Linked DNA regions of Homo sapiens: region 2 is linked to region 1. The links are chromatin contacts, found by Hi-C or POLR2A ChIA-PET in ENCODE. All regions are on one chromosome and are shown on one strand. Each heading gives the region's core, a stretch centred on a gene start or an enhancer-like site at or near the end of the contact. The rest is flanking DNA. Distances are from core to core; before and after follow the strand shown. Region 1 overlaps LOC124900191 (a long non-coding RNA gene). Region 2 overlaps LOC124900191 (a long non-coding RNA gene).

Region 1 (5,359 bases), core at 660-3,159:
AAACTACTTGTCAAACAGATTCTGTGAGAATTAGTGTCTAATTATTCTAACCTCTGGTTATTCACTCTAGAAAATGACAAGCTCTGGGAGTACCTTTGGGGTTAGGTTCTTTCAGGGCAAAGATCTTGATAGAAAGACAGAGCAAAGTCCTTTTGGGTGTGGTTCTGTGTGCAGGTCTAAATATAGTTGCTTAGAATGGGCCTCAGGAAAATCCTGAAAGTGGGTGAGGTTTCTGTGTCTTCTTCTGGAACCCCTCTCACGCTTCCTGGCAAGTTATCCTGAAGACTTCCATTTGTATAGAGCTTTACAGTTTGCCAATAACTTGACGTAGATTATCTCCTCTCCTACTCACAAATACCCTGAGGAAGGTATCATTACCATCATCATTTTATAGCTGAATTACTTTATCATTTTATAATCAAAGATACTGGGCTCATTCAACAAATATTTATAGAGTAAACCAGGTGTCAGGCCCAGTGGAAACACAACGATGAAAGAACAATACCCAGGTCCTCCCTTCAGGGAGGCCAGCAGAGAATACTAATCTCAAGCAGGAAGTGACAGCACAGCACTAGGCTAGGATGCCTCGTAGAAGGACCAATGATCCCAGAATGGAACAGCTTTCTGCAGGAGTCATTGCCTGATTTTTTATAGGACCATGGTTAGTAAGATAACAAGAGCTACAGGAAAAGCATTCTAGGCCATCCCGTTCATTCTTATTTGACCTCTCAAAAAGGAGATCTACCAATTCAAATGAATTTCCAATGGTGGCATATTGGATCTTAAAACCAAAAGAGGTCGTTGGAGCAGGCAGTGTGTGGGGTAGTGTGGGCCCAGACATGTCCTCCTGCAGTCCCCAGGTTGGCTATGCCTCCTTGCAGGGACTGCAGACCAGCCTCTGGGACACTTTGCTGAGTAGGCCTGACAACTGTGGCCTCCTCTTCTGAGGCAGAGCATGCAGTAACTCCTCATTCCTCCCCTCAATGAGAGATCTCATTACACCACATAGAGGGCAGCCCTTCTGGAAGTGACAACCAGGGAAACGGAGTCAAAGCTCTTCAACTGCAAAGGCGTAGTCTAATACACACAAGTACCAAGAAGTGTTACAGGTTGAGCATCCCTAATCCAGAAATCCAAAATCTAGAAAGCTCCAAAATCTAAACTTTTTAAAGTGCTGACATGATGCTTTGCTTTCTGATGGTTCAGGGTATACAAACTTCGTTTCATTTCCAAAAAATTTTTAAAATATTCTATAAACTTACATTCAGGTTGTATGTATAAGGCATATATGAAACATAAGTGAATTTCATGGTTAGACTTAGGTCCCATCTCCAAGATATCTCATTATGTATATGCAAAAATTCCGAAGTCTGAAAAAAATAAAAAATCTAAAACACTCTGGTTCCAAACTTTTTGGATAGGGGAGATTCAACCTAGCAATTGTTTGTGGTCAGAGGTGAGAGTTCAATCCAGGACAACTTTTCCTGTTTCTCTGACCTCCCTAAAGAATACATGGAACCTGAATCTCCCCTGCAGAGGTGCAAAGGCAGCTAATACCCCAGGGCAGCAAACAGATCTCCAGAATTTTCCGCAAAGAGACTAGTTCAGCATCTCCAGGGATTGTCAGGCATTTTTACCACTGCACGCTTTTGATTTTTCTCTCAACTGAGCACAACAGAAAATTATTTTGAGGAAAAAAATATATCACTTCAGCCATGCTAACTCCCCTTTAAAGCCATCTGGGATACCAAAATGGGTGAGATAAGTGTAAAATAATTTTAAAAGATGCCATTCCTAGAAATAGTACAGAACTGCTTCCTTATGTGGCTTGTTGGTGGCCAGGGGTCTGCAGGCTGTCCTGGATCCAGGCCCAGGAAGTGACTCAGATGTGGCAAAGAAGCCATGTTGTTGAAGAACATCCCGGGGCTGGATTTGGGAAAGGCACATATTCGATGATGACATAAATTCTGGTCTTGTGCACATATTGTTTTGCAAAATCCAGGCATGAGATCATTTGGCTTGAATATATTCTCTGAGGGTTTCTCACAGACAAACACAGTTATCTGAATTGAGTTAGACCAGGGGAAAGGCATTTTAGGGATTATCTGATTGTACATGTAGACGTTTAAGCGTTTCTCAGTCAGGACAAAAACCAAGGGTTTTCTATTTGCTCTCTGGAGGAAAAGCCCACGGATCTCTTATCATGTCATCTTTTTCTACTGCTTTATGGAGAAGAACTTACAATGTTTTCTCCAAATCACTGGATAAAAAGAAAGAACAGCTGTTGCTCTTCTTTCAGGCAGCATTTATTTGACTAGATGAGTGGTTGGTTGGTTTTGTTTAGTTTCTTGTTTTAGATAATTCAGAAGAATAAGAGCCTCTAAGATTACTCACAGTTTTAACTAGGACTTTCTACTGCAAGTGGGAGGTCATGAATAATACTCGCTTTAGAGAAGCTGTAGTGCCTCTTTCCAGAAGAGACTGGTTTGACACATCACACCCTTGTGGTGTTTCTGACCACTTACATCAGAATCACCCCAGGGAAACCAGTTAAACCACACATATCTGGACTCCACTCCAGAGAGCCTCAGGGAGGGATCATGGGCCCAGGAATCTGCAGGTGTTTCTGATGTCCACCACACTTGCAATCCATAGCCCTACCAATGCCAAAGAAAGTGGTCATTTTCTCATTCTGCCACATCCTTTGCTTGATTCTGCTCAGAATTTTTTCTTAATATAACAACTAAGTCCAAAATATTACCACTCAACAGAAAGGTACAACAAATTCAGGCCCATTAACAGTGTGAAATACTAAAGGGCGGCTGGGCACGGTGGCTCATGCCTGTAATCCCAGCACTCTGGGAGGCCGAGGCGGGCGGATAACCTGAACTCAAGAGTTCGAGACTAGCCTGGCCAACATGGTAAAACTTCGTCTCTACTAAAAAAGTACAAAAACATTTAGCTAGGCGTGGTGGCATGTGCCTGTAGCCCCAGCTACTTGGGAGGCTGAGGCAGGAGAATCACTTGAACCCGGGTAGAAGAGGTTGCAGTGAGCCAAGATTGTGCCACTGCACTCCAGCCTGGGCGACAGAGCGAGACTCCGTCTAAAAACAAAACAAAACAAAACAAAACCTGAAGGGCAAGAAAGAACCTGAAGTCTAACCGATCATCAGTTTCTTGAGTAGAAGAGAGAGAGCAGCAAGTGTCCTAAGGCAGACTTGCAGGCCAGAGGGGAAAGGAGATACCTCAGAGTCTTGTGCAAGAGGCCAGGTAGGGCAAGTTTTATCTTTTTTTTCATCTGCAAAATGTTTAGAGTCATCTTCTGCAATCAAGAGGCTTGCAAATAAGGACAGACTCAGAAAGGCTCAGAAATATTCTCAAGAAAGAAGGAAGGAGCAAATTTTATGAAATCCTGAGAAGATGGATAAAGAATGTACACCCCCATATTTGGAATACTAGAAATGGGGGAATGCCCATTGAAATTTGAAAGACATTTTAGGTGTATAGAAATGCAATGACTGAATAACACAACTGGTCATAAACTTAAGGTAATTATTATCTCAATAGATATTCCAGATTGGAACTACAAATACATTCAAGAAATATTTTAAAATTTAGGGATTATAGATCTCTATCAGGTTATTAAGGTAACTGGTGATAGATGAGATGCATGCCTCACTTTAAGGCTGATTTCCTTGGAGAATAATAGATATATACCAGCAATTTTTCTTGGGGTCACACCAAAATACGGTATTTCTAGGGTTTTCATGTCCTTAGTTGTTTGGGGTATACATCTGTTGCATGGCAGCAGCCGTATAACAGGACATGAATTTCAATTCTATTTTTCCTGCTTACTAGCTGTGAAATGTTGGGTAACTTACTTTACCTTTTTGGGCCTCAGTTTCCTCATTTGTAAAATTAAATATCTATATGTATGTATTGCCATTATATATTTACCATATATACACACTATATATGTATTTTAAATTATATATATAATTTGTATATTATGTATATAATTTAAATATATATAATTTGAAATAAAGTGTGTACACACGGTAAATATGTAAATATTATTTATGTATTTATTTACTTATTAAATATGTATTTATATAAATACATATTTAAATTATATATGATTTATTTCTTTATTTATATTATATATAATTTAAATATATAGGCCGGGGTGGTGGCTTGAGCCTGTAATCCTCAGCACTTCGGGACGCCAAAGCAGGCACATCACTCAAGGTCAGGAGTTCAAGACCAGCCTAGCCAACACGGTGAAACCCTGTCTCTACTAAAAATACAAAAATTAACCAGGCATGGTGGTGGGCACTGTAATCCCAGCTACTTGGGAGGCTGAGGCAGAAGAATCACTGGAGCCCAGGAGATGGATGTTGCAGTGAGCTGAGATTGTGCCACTGCACTCCAGCATGGGTGACAGAGCAAGACTCCGTCTCTCTCTCTCTCTCCACATATATATATATAATTTAAAATATATGTATATACACACTATATATATTTTAAATTATGTGGTACATATATATACCATTTAATTAAATGGTATGTACCTATATATATACACATACTATTACAAGAAGAATGACAAACCATCCTCCTGTAGCCACTAAATTACTGTGGTAAATTTAGCTTGTTGACCTACTGTAACATGTGAAATATACCGTGTTTCACATCAGAGGTAGATTAGTGCTGGTGTGGGATCAATGTGGTAGCTTGGTCTTCTTGGTACCAATTTCTTACATCTTTATTGTAATCACATTTTTATATATGTATTATATATGTATATATAAAATACTTTTTATAGAATGATCATAAGAATGAAATATATGATCATGTTTGTGAAAGTGACTGTCATGAGGTGGGTGGGTAATCTGTGAATGCTTCTGAATCATGACATTTCAGGCTGAGTTCTAGGGGAAACATGTTCTGTACATTTGGCCACACATCATAATTTTAGACCATACAGTAAATAGCGAAATGTCTACACTAAAAATATGTAGAAAAAATTATACATGAATACACTTATCAATTGGCAAATTAAAAACACAACTTAATTCATTTATTTCTGAGTTTTAAAAACAATGTATGAGAAATGCTCTGACTTTGTTTAGCAGAAAAGTGACTTACTGAATAGAAAATGCTAAGTGTCTACACTTGAGAATCCACATTAACTAGATAAGTATGAAGGGCAGCTGTGTCAGAGGTCCCTTTCTCTCACCTCCTTATGTTGGAGGTGTTCCTCAACAGTTGAGGAAGAATTAGACTTCCTCCACAATACAGACAGGACCAGTACCTGAATTTCCAGGTTCTGAGAAAAAGAACATGACCTAGAAGCTTC
Region 2 (6,263 bases), core at 3,651-6,150, 50 kb after region 1:
GCGGATCATCTGAGATCAGGAGTTCAAGACCAGCCTGACCAATGTGGAGAAACCCTGTCTATACTAAAAATACAAAATTAACTGGGCATGGTGGCTCATGCTTGTAATTCCAGCTACACGGGAGGCTGAGGCAGGAGAATCACTTGAACCTGGGAGGCAGAGGTTGCGGTGAGCCAAGATCATGCCATTGCACTCCAGCCTGGGCAACAAGAGCAAAACTCGGTTTCAAAAAATAAAAATAAAAATAAATAGAAGACTAAATTAGAGTTTGGGGAAGAAAAAAAACCCCTAAGTTATAAAATCACAAATCCCGGGCAATAAGTTAAATCCTTCCAATCCTCCCCTTCTTACTTTGGTTTTGAAATATTTCTTTCATTTGTATCAAAAAGCACTCTCCAGACCAAAGGCTGTCACTGCCAGTGAGTCAGGTATATTCCTAACCCTGTTTTGTGGGACTCTTCAGTGCCTTCTGTCTCCGAGGAGACCCCATCCCATCCCAGGGCCCATCTGGAAACACATGTCTCAAGTGAGCCAGATTTAAAATAGGTTTAAGTGTGAACATTTTCACCTCTTAACTTTAAACCATGCAATGAGATAGAAAACAGTATGTTTGTAAGTTCTCCATCACATGAGAAACAAACTTTGATGACCACCCAGCCAACAGGGTTTTAGAAAAGCAGAAGTTGTAGTTTTGAAAACATTAAGATGCTTATTTTAAGAATCAGAAATCTAGGCCAGGCACGGTGGCTCACGCCTGTAATCCCAGCACTTTGGGAGGTCAAGGTGGGTGGATGACCTGAGGTCAGGAGTTCAAGACCAGCCTGGCCAACATGCTGAAACCCAGTCTCTACTAAAAATACAAAAATTAGCCAGGTGTGGTGGCAGATGCCTGTAGTCCCAGCTGCTCAGGAGGCTAAGGCAGGAGAGTCACTTGAACCCAGGAGGCAGAGGGTGCAGTAAGCTGAGATTGCACCACTGTACTCCAGCCCTGGTGACAGAGCAAGACTCTGTCTCAAAAAAAAAAAAAAAAAATTTAAGAATAAGAAATCTTACTTTATGCATTAAATAATCACTGGTCACAAAATAAAATTCAGAGTTATTATTTCCCTAAGTCCTATAACTATAACCTAAGTTCTCTAGATGGTAGTTTTGACATGTGTGGATGTCTTTATCAGTTCTGCAAATCTCTCAAACATCTGCAAAGCAGTTTTAATGGAATGTGATTGTGTGTTGAAAAGCAGTGTATAACTTCTCCAGAAATTTTGTCCTAATGCTCTTAGTCTCAGGCCTTCTCTGCAAGACCCTTTGTAATCCTTTAGTGGAAATGAATTTCTATTGGTGGTTACTTTCATTTTTTTCAAACCATACAGATGCTAATAAGGATTTGCTGCTTGCTTATTTAAAGAACATGATTAAGCCATTTTAAAGTATCTTTGTGGGCCAGGCACCAGGTGTTTTGTTTTGTTTTGTTTTTGTTTTTTTCATACACTTGGGCGGGGGGGGGGGGGGGATGGGGGTGGGGAATGGCTAATTCCAAGGAAACAACATGGTTAGCAGTGTCATAACACATATTTGCAAACAGCATTTTTCTGAATGTTGTTTATTATGTAAACTAAAGGACCTTTGTTCTGCAGTAAAATAGAGCAGATAAGTAAATCACTGTAGAAAATCAATTTCTAAATGGTTTCTTAAAAATAAAGTTTTAGGCCAGGCATAGTGGCTCACACCTGTAAATCCCAACACTTTAGGAGGCCAAGATGAGTGGATCATGTGAGGTCAGGAGTTTGAGACCAGCCGGGCCAACATGGTGAAACTCCATCTCTACTAAAAATACAAAATTAGCCGGGCATGGTGGCACATGCCTGTAATTCCAGCTACTCAGGAGGCTTAGGCTGGAGAATCGCTTGAACCCGGGAGGCAGAGGTTGCAGTGAGCTGAGATCGTGCCATTGCACTCCAGCCTGGGCAAAAAGAGCAACACTCCATCTCAAAAAAATAATAAGAGGAAGAAAAATAGTTTCAGGCCAGGTGTAGTGGCTCATGCCTATAAGTCCAACACTTTGGGAGGTCGAGGTGGGAGGATCGCCAATGATCTTGAGCCCAAGAACTCAAGGCTGCAGTGAGCTATGGTCATACCACAGCACTCCACCCTGGGGCGACAGAATGAGACACTGTCTCAAAAAATAAAGTTTTAGTCAATTTATGTTTTATATTTTAATTGTAGAAAATGTTAAAAATATAAGAAAACATTAAAATTACTCATAACCTCACCTCCCAGAAAAAGAATTAACATTGTGTTTCACTTTTGTCCCATATATACATGCATTTTTAAAATCTGTTTTGTGCCCTGAGTTCTGCTCAGGTTTGTCCCTTTCTCTGATGATCAAGGCTTGGTACGTGAGTCAAGGTGGTCACCCCAGTTGCCATCTTCTCTCTGGATAAGTTCATTCCTTACAGGATGCTCAGGCTCTCATTCAAACTTCTGGTGGGCCTGCCCCAGCAGTTTCCAGAAAAGCCCAGGCATTTCTGAACTTTATTTTGTATTTATTTATTTATTTATTTATTTATTTATTTTAAGACAGAGTCTTGCTCTGTCACCCAGGCTGGAGTGCAGTGGCATGATCTTGGCTCACTGCAGCCTCCATCTCCCAGGTTCAAGCAATTCTTGTGCCTCAGCCTCCCAAGTAACTGGGATTATAGGCACGTGCCGTCACACGGGGCTAATTTTTTGTATTTTTAGTAGAGACAGGGTTTCACCATGTTGGCCAGGCTGGTCTCGAACTCCTGACCTCAGGTGATCTGTCTGCCTCGGCCTCTGAAAGTGCTGGGATTACAGGCATGAGCCACCACACCTGGCTATGAACTTTAGCTTGGACTCAATCTGGACCATGCTCCCATGCCCTGGTCCCCAATATTCTTTGTGAAGAAGGATAACAGAAACATGGCAGCTGCATTCTAATATTGGAAGGGTGATTATGGAGCAGAAGGGGCACAGAGGCTCTTTGAAGCTCTAGGGGACAAAACTAGGTTGGGTGGAAAGTAGAATAGCTTACTTCAGAAGCAGAGAGTTCTCTGCCCTTGGCAATATTCACTTGTGGGGATGGCTGTGGGATCGAGCATGGAAAGCAGAGATAGTCAGTGACAGTGTCCTTGTCAGAAGGTTCTGTGACCGTATGTATTTCCAGGGTTGACTCTGTATCTACATGGCATGATTTATGGGTGTCCTGAACATTCTTTTTTCTTTTTTTTGAGATGGAGTCTTGCTCTGTCACCCAGGCTACAGTGCAATGGTACAATTTCGGCTCATTGCAACCTCTGCCTCCCAGGTTCAGGTGATACTCCTGCTTCAGCCTCCCAAGTAGCTAGGACTACAGGTGTGTGCCACCTTGCCCAGCTAATTTTTGTATTTTTAGTAGAGACGGGGTTTCACCATGTTGGCCAGGCTGGTCTTGAACTCCTGACCTCAGGTGATACACCCACCTTGGCCTCCCAAAGTGCTGGGATTACAGATGTGAGCTACCGTGCCTGGCCAATGGTGTCCTGAACATTCTGCCTCCACATCAACAATCTTGATCATGGCTGTAGCCACGGGGCCCAGGACGGGGCCTGGCACATTGCAGGCACTCAGTAAATGTTTGTTGCAATGAATGAATGAACCAACCTGGCTGCAGTGGCTGCTCCTTTGCTCTCCACTTTTAGAGACTATGGACCAGCAGACATGCTGGACTTTGACCAGGGCCTGGTGGGAAGTGCTGAGAACTGCTGGCTTCTTATTTCACAGAATTATCCATTTTCTGTTGTTTCTTGGGAGGGCCCTTGGTCTTAGCTTTCACACAGTGGTATGTAGAATGAACTGGGAGACAGCCAATTTAGGCTTTTTCATCTACCAAACAAACCAAATCCATAACATTTGATTTGATGGATGGAATCCCCGGTGGATGATTTCACTCAGCCCTTTAAACAATGGAATGAGACCACTGGCCTCCTGCAGACTTTCTCTTGATGGGGGGTGAGGGAGGAGTGGTGGTCTGGAATGGGGAGATAAGTGGTAAAGGATGGAGGCTGGGTGCAGTGGCTCACGCTTGTAATCCCAGCACTTTGGGAGGCCAGGGTGGGCAGATCACGAGGTCAGGAGATAGAGACCATCCTGGCTAACTTGGTGAAACCCTGTCTCTACTAAAAATACAAAAATTAGCCAGGTGTGGTGGTGCACACCTGTAGTTCCAGCTACTCGGGAGGCTGAGGCAGGAGAATCACTTGAACCCGGGAGGTGGAGGTTGCAGTGAGCCAAGATTGCACCACTGCACTCCAGCCTGGGTGACAGAGCAAGACTCCATCTCAAAAAAGAAAACAAAAACAAAAACAAACTTGGCCGGGTGTGGTGGCTCACGCCTGTAATCCCAGCACTGTGGGAGGCTGCGGCAGGTGGATCACTTGAGGTCAGGAGTTCGAGAGCAGCCTAGCCAATGTGGCGAAACCCTGTCTCTACCAAAAATGTAAAAAATTAGCTGAGTGTCGTGGCGGGCTCCTGTAATCCCAGCTACTCGGGAGGCTGAGGCAGGAGAATTGCTTGAACCTGAGAGGCGGAGGTTGCAGTGAGCCGAGATTGAGCCCCTGCACTCCAACCTGGGTGACAGAGTGAGACTCCATCTCAAAAACAAACAAACAAACAAACAAACAAACAAAAAACCCTCTACAAAATGGCATTTTAGGACTTTATAATATTAATATTTTTGGCTGCTTTAATGAGTATGAGTAGCTGTTCCATAAGCAGATACTATGTCACATAGGGTAGATTTCAAGCCACTGCTTTAGAAGATGGTATGCTTGAATTGATTGTACACCTGAGGACTGAAGTTGAAACCACCAGCTAGAAGTGAATGCTTTTTGCTTTGTCATGGGCCAGTGGACTTTGCCTGGGAATCTCCCCTGAGCTGAGGCCAGCAAAGGTTGCACTCTGAAAGAGTATGAAAGGGTGGCGATATGTCTCATTGGTGAACCAGGTAATGGAAAATGCCTCTCCTCATCCTGCACAAGAATGCCAAACATCAGCCACAGTGCTCCCTTTTCTTTTGTACCAGTGTGGTTTATAGAAACTGGACAGTATCAGTGGACATTTTCTCTGGGCTTTTAAGGGGAACACATTGTATCTTGAGGCATTTCATCTGCAGAACCTGTACTTAGAACAAAGAAAAACTTCTGCGTGCTCGGTAAACAAAAGATGCCCAGTTTCCCTTCCCCATATTGCCAGCTGCCATGACACACAGTTTGGCCTCAGCCCACTCAACCACAGGTGAATTTGACCACAACCATACACCCTCGCAACCTACCAACTACAGTGACCTAGAGATAGCACTTTCTAAATGTAAAATGTCATTAATATGAGTGTTTATTGTCTAGCAATAAAGTTATGCCTATCATCAAAGTATCCAGGATCCAGAGGGAATGGAATAGGGCAGTAATTTTGAATCTGGTTGTGATAAAAGCCCAAAGCTAGACAGGCAAGAGGAGCGTAAGTGGCATGGCTTTAGCCTGCGTACTCTCAGGGTCTTATCTGCTGTCAGCCAGGTAGGAGCCTGTGGCTTTAATTCTACCTCCCCAACTTCCCACCTCACCCCCAGAACTAAACTGCCATCGGTCTCATATACCCTCCTCTGTCCCCAGTGACTGAAGTCACCTCCAACCAGGCTGTGACTACCAGCCTTCCTTTTTCCCTTCATGATTTTTCCAAGTGAAGGGACTAAATGAAAATATAAAGCAAGTCTTGTGATTTTTCTGAGGCTACATAAACTACCTGCCTCATTCCAGTGAGCTCTGCAGGGGTGTAACCTCCATTTTAACAAGGTTATGATATACTAACCCTCACCCCATCACCCCACAATTCTCTTCTCTCACCATGGACTAAATATTTTTCTTTGTTCCCCCAAAGGAAGCTTACTCCGTAAAGATTTCTGAAAAAAAAAAAATTTTTTTTAAAGGAAAATGTGCCAGGGCAGAGATGGAGGAGGTGGTAGGGCAGGCTGGGAGGGTGGGGTAGGGAGGTCCACAGGCCTCCCTGTTCACATCACACAGAACGTCCCTTAGAAAAACCCTCTAGAGGCCAGGCACAATGGCACATGCCTGTAATCTCAGCACTTTGGGAGGCTGAGGCGGGTGGATGGCAAGGTCAAGAAATCAAGACTATCCTGGCCAACATGGTGGAACCCCATCTCTACTAAAAGTACAAAAATTAGCTGGGTGTGGTGGCGTGTGCCTGTAGTCCCA

The links. A loop is a pair of places that touch in the nucleus more often than their neighbours do. ChIA-PET counts read pairs that join two places held with the same protein, here RNA polymerase II (POLR2A). Pooled maps may share reads with other maps.
Region 2: a loop to region 1 is called in a pooled map, with 2.1 times the contacts of the local background. The contact joins two enhancer-like sites. A Hi-C loop is called at or near these places in 1 of 168 maps with a recorded cell type or tissue (PC-3), 25 of 37 single-sample maps with no recorded cell type and 4 of 50 pooled maps. POLR2A ChIA-PET finds 5 or more read pairs at or near these places in 2 of 52 experiments (OCI-LY7 and SK-N-SH).

Annotation. Positions count from the first base shown.
Region 1 is chr5:78,675,987-78,681,345 of GRCh38, forward strand. All of the region lies in intron 4 of LOC124900191 (a long non-coding RNA gene), which reads right to left. Among named protein-coding and RNA genes, the nearest start is that of LHFPL2, 30 kb to the left of the region's middle. Within about 2 kb of position 1,910, at least 17 of the 41 ENCODE cell types and tissues checked have a DNase peak (open chromatin) inside an H3K27ac peak, as active enhancers do.
Region 2 is chr5:78,722,996-78,729,258 of GRCh38, forward strand. All of the region lies in intron 3 of LOC124900191 (a long non-coding RNA gene), which reads right to left. Among named protein-coding and RNA genes, the nearest start is that of LHFPL2, 77 kb to the left of the region's middle. RefSeq lists enhancers at 4,791-5,085, 5,051-5,160. Within about 2 kb of position 4,901, at least 4 of the 41 ENCODE cell types and tissues checked have a DNase peak (open chromatin) inside an H3K27ac peak, as active enhancers do.